2 separate regions of the Homo sapiens genome follow, and region 1 is linked to region 2. Evidence: read pairs that join two places in POLR2A ChIA-PET (ENCODE). Cell type or tissue: GM12878. All regions are shown on one strand.

What was found. Peaks named below come from ENCODE experiments on the same cell type or tissue, not always from the same donor. Only the 100,000 strongest peaks of a DNase experiment are listed, where the experiment ranks them.
Region 1: POLR2A ChIA-PET joins it to region 2 with 5 read pairs; 1 of 35 experiments calls an interaction of 5 or more read pairs at or near these places.

What each region holds. Positions count from the first base shown.
Region 1 is chr7:77,156,149-77,158,648 of GRCh38, forward strand. The region is part of intron 1 of CCDC146 (coiled-coil domain containing 146); the gene reads left to right. The region is part of intron 1 of LOC124901678 (a long non-coding RNA gene); the gene reads right to left. Among named protein-coding and RNA genes, the nearest start is that of CCDC146, 35 kb to the left of the region's middle. In GM12878, no CTCF peak of the experiment used is centred here; a DNase peak (open chromatin) is centred at 1,453; H3K4me3 peaks cover 361 bases; H3K27ac peaks cover 807 bases.
Region 2 is chr7:77,389,930-77,392,429 of GRCh38, forward strand. All of the region lies in intron 5 of GSAP (gamma-secretase activating protein), which reads right to left. Among named protein-coding and RNA genes, the nearest start is that of GSAP, 25 kb to the right of the region's middle. In GM12878, no CTCF peak of the experiment used is centred here; a DNase peak (open chromatin) is centred at 1,422; H3K27ac peaks cover 993 bases.

The DNA.
Region 1 (2,500 bases), 230 kb before region 2:
TCATGGATTACACATGCGTATAATCTAAGAGGTAACTGTTTAACATGTCTGAACATTAACTTTAAAGGCCAGATATGCACTTGAAGCTTTCTTTCAGAGTTTTGCTATTTGTGCGTTTGTGTGGTTTTAATTGAAGGTAGTTCAAACCCCATTGTTACTTTAACACTTCAATTATGAGGCAATTTTTATCTGTACATATTTACTGCAAGAGTTTTCATTTTTCCTTTAAGATTCTTTTTGTTTTTCCTGTAGGACTCTTTTCTTTTCAGGATTCTTTTTTCGAAAGTCCTCTTTATCATTCCTTTTAGGAAAAAAAAAAATGTTGTGATTTGATTTGTTGGGTCTTTGAATAACATTTTTACTTTCTTTTTTAAAAAAAGCATCTCCATAAATATATATACCTACTATGTACCCACAAAAATAAAAATAAATAAAATAAAATATGTATCTATATCTTAAAAAATGTTTCAAGTCTAACATTGTCTTTGTATGGTAAAAATGAGCATTGTATAATTGTACTTAGAATATAAAATCTAGGCAGGAATAACTGCAATCATTTTATCTGTGGCTTTTAGGACTATTAAGTTAGTTCCATCTGATTTTGTTGTTGTTGTTGTCCATTAAATGGATCTGAGGTATGCCTCATGTCAGATTGGCTGCCCAATATTCTGAGCCTGTCATATAGTGGACCGGAGGCCCCATAGGATGAGCCTTAAATTTTATAGACTTTTTATGTTATCTCCAAAAGATAATATACATATAATTACCAGAGATACACTGACAGAATTGAAGGCACTTGTCATACAACTTTATACCACAATTTTTGTAACCCTGTTTTGAAGTTTCTATGTTTTTTAACATGTTAGGAAACTAAAACAAAACAAAACAAAAAAATGGAAGTGTCCCAGAGTTCTCCCTTCCTCCAAGGGGTCAGCTCTGAGTTCCTGTAGAAACATGTTGTAATTAACCTTGTAGAGCAATGGGCTGCTGGGGGAAGGAGCACCCAATCTTATCTTCAGGGCAGTCAGAAGAGCCAAGTCACAAAAAAGAACACTCAGGTTCTGTGTGGGACTAGGAGAGAAATAAATCATGTTCAACTTTACATTACACCCTGCTGTTTCTAAAATGAGCAAAACCTGTGCTTGTTCAATGATGAGTAATATTGAAAGACCGTGTGGTTTTCTGCTACAGCTTTCTTGAAGCATTGCCATTTTATTGTCCAAAAGTCACATTGTTTGTGTATCCTGCCCCATTCTCTGGAGCATGCAGTATTTGGTTTTTACACATGCTCCTTGTAACTATCTAGAAATGTTTCCTTAATAATTCAAAATCAAAACAAAATGATGATCACCTATGTTTCATTTGAAGAAGAGGAATTACTGATGTGTATTACAAAACAAGGGGTACCCTGCAATGTTTATTGCTTAATTATTCTTTGTGAAGCTTCCTATTTTGGCTTATTCATGTCTTCTGCTTTCTTAAAATCCCCTTAAGGCCACATCCTCTTCTCTTCAGACTCCTACAGCATCTCATGGTACTGCCTTGCCTCCTTCCAGTGGGGGCTGCTTCTCTGCAGAACTTGCTATGCCAGTGGTGCTCCCTGTAAGTGTGCAGTGTGTGGCCACCCTGTTTCTGTGGTCCAAGTTATCATAGCACCAATTTCAGTTAAAACGTTTAGAATTTTATGTCTGTGATTTTTTGATTAACTTGTCTTGCTGCCAGTCTCTGCGTCCCCTAAGGTCAGGAACCTTGTCTGGTCTTGCTCACCATGGTACCTATCTCCTACCCATAGCACAGTGGCTGGGTCCCAGCCTCCAGATTGTTTCCTTGCCTCTAAATTCACACATTTTCCAAGCCATTCTTCTCAGCAATATTGTCAGCAATATCTTTACAACTCTGCCATGGCTCCCAATGCCTAGAGTTCAAGTCCCAAATTCCAGGCTACCAGTTACTTTTTCAGCCCTATCTACTCTCCTAAGAACGTTGCTTTTTATTTGGGCTTATTTTACCTCAGCTTATGTGACAGAGAACTAGTTCTTTCCCTGCCTTACTTTCTCTTCAGATTATACATTGTTTGCATATTTGTAAATTCTTTATAGGAAAACTCAATAAATATTTATTTAATTGATTTAGGCATTCTGGAGATATAAGTCTCTAGAATTACCATACCTGATGGCTATGTAGTTCTTCCTATGCCAGGAATTTAAGGTGTTATATTAAACATTCTCTGTTCATATCACCGTAGCCTGAGAATATACTTTATTCTATTATTTTATTTACAGCTGTCAATCATATTGCCTGCAATATGGAACTATTAATACAATGGGCTTTGCAATCCTATATATTAACTGTCTTTGGATATTTATTGTTTTTTTTTGTTTTTTGTTTTGAGACAGAGTTTCACTCTGTTGCCCAGGCTGGAGTGCAGTGGCGCTATCTCGGCTCACTGCAACCTCTGCCTTCCAGGTTCAAACGATTCTCCTGCCTCAGCCTCCTGAGT
Region 2 (2,500 bases):
TCCTCTCCAGCACCTGTTGTTTCCTGACTTTTTAATGATTGCCATTCTAACTGGTGTGAGATAGTATCTCATTGTGGTTTTGATTTGCATGTCTCTGATGGCCAGTGATCATGAGCATTTTTTCATGTGTTTTTTGGCTGAATAAATGTCTTCTTTTGAGAAAGTGTCTGTTCATATCCTTCGCCCACTTTTTGATGGGGTTGTTTGTTTTCTCTTGTAAATTTGTTTGAGTTCATTGTAGATTCTGGATATTAGCCCTTTGTCAGATGAGTAGGTTGCGAAAATTTTCTCCCATTCTGTAGGTTGCCTGTTCACTCTGATGGTGGTTTCTTTTGCTGTGCAGAAGCTCTTTAGTTTAATTAGATCCCATTTGTCAATTTTGGCTTTTGTTGCCATTGCTTTTGGTGTTTTAGACATGAAGTCCTTGCCCATGCCTATGTCCTGAATGGTATTGCCTAGGTTTTCTTCTAGGGTTTTTATGGTTTTAGGTCTTACATTTAAGTCTTTAATCCATCTTGAATTAATTTTTGTATAAGGTGTAAGGAAGGGATCCAGTTTCAGCTTTCTACATATGGCCAGCCAGTTTTCCCAGCACCATTTATTAAATAGGGAATCCTTTACCCATTTCTTCTTTTTGTCAGGTTTGTCAAAGATCAGATAGTTGTAGATATGCAGCATTATATCTGAGGGCTCTGTTCTGTTCCATTGGTATATACCTAAGCTAAATGACGAGTTAATGGGTGCAGCACACCATCGTGGCACATGTATACATATGTAACAAACCTGCACGTTGTGCACATGTACCCTAAAACTTGAAGTATAATAATAAAAATAAAAAATAAAAAAATACAAATCAATTACAAAAAAAAAATAGCTGGGCATGGTGGCACACGCCTGTAGTCCCAGCTACCCGGGAGGCTAAGGCAGGAGACTCGCTTGAAACCAGGAGGCGGAAGTTGCAGTGAGCCAAGGTTGCGCCACTGCACTCCAGCCTGGTGACAGAGCGAGACTCCGTCTAAAAAAAAAAAAAAAAAAAAAAAAAAAAAAAAAAAAATTAGCCGGGTGTGGTGGCACTCATCTGTAGCTACTCGGGAGGCTGAGGCAGGACAATCACTTGAACCCAGGAAGCAGAGGTTGCAGTGAGCTGAGATCACACCACTGCACTCCAGCGTGGGCAACAGATGAGGCTCCGTCTCAAAAAAAAAAAAAAAAAAAAAAGAAAAAGAAAAAGAATAACCATATATTTGGCTTTTTTTTTTAAGCAGGAATTTGTACCCAAAGGAGACAGCCAGCTATCAGCAAGATTTTCTTACCTTTAAAATGGGAAGATCTTTGAAGGCAGAAAACACCTTTCTACACTAATTTTTCCCTTCTCAAGTACAACCCAGACATTTGACTAATACTACTAGCATAATAAGAGCCAACCTTTGCAAATAGTAATTTCTCTCAATAACATACCATGTGCTTTCACAGTGAAAAAGGAAGCATCGTGAATTAAGATTCTAGAGACATCAGTTCTAGTTTCAGTTCTGCCATTATCCTGGTATTTACTTCACAGCAAATCACCAAGCTTTCCTAGGCCTCAATGCCTCATTATTAAACATAATAAAACATGCAGGGCAAGGTGCTCACGCCTGTAATCCCAACACTTTTGGAGGCCAAGGCAGGAAGATCATTTGAGGCCAGGAATTTGAGACCAGCCTGGGCAACATAGTGAAACCCCATCTCTACAAAAAAATGAAAAAAATATTAAGAACAAGCTGGACATGGTGGTGTGTGCCTATAGTCCCAGTTACTCAGAAGGTTGAGGTGGGAAGATCACCTGGGCCAGGGAGGTCGAGGCTATAGTGAGCCATAAGAATGTCAGTGCACCCCAGCTTGGGCAACAGAGCAAGACCCTGTCTCAAAAATAATCAGAATAAAATGAAAGACCAAAGAACCAGATTACTTCTACAATCCCTTTCAGCCATAAAATCCCATTATTCTATGAGGTGCTAAATTAAGAATTTTGATGGCCGGGAGTGGTGGCTCACACCTGTAATCCCAGCACTTTGGGAAGCCAAGGCGGGTGGATCACCTGAGGTCAGGAGTTCGAGACCAGCCTGGCCAACACGGGGAAACCCCGTCTCTACTAAAAATACAAAAATTAGCCGGAAGTGGTGGTGGATGCCTGCGGTGCTGGCTACTCAGGAGGCTGAGGCAGGAGAATCTGAACCTGGGAGGCGGAGGTTACAGTGAGCCGAGACCACACCATTGCACTCCAGCCTGGGTGACAGAGCAAGACTCCATCTCAGGAAAAAAAAAAAAAGAATTTTGAGAATCAAGATATCAGTGGAGACTGGACACAGTGGCTCATGCCTGTAATCCTAACATATTGGGTGGCTGAGGTGGGCGGATTCCCTGAGCTCAGGAGTTCAAGACCAGCCTGGGCAACATGACTAATCCCCTCTCTGCTAATAACACAAAAAATTAGCCAGGCGTGGTGGCGCACACTTGTAAT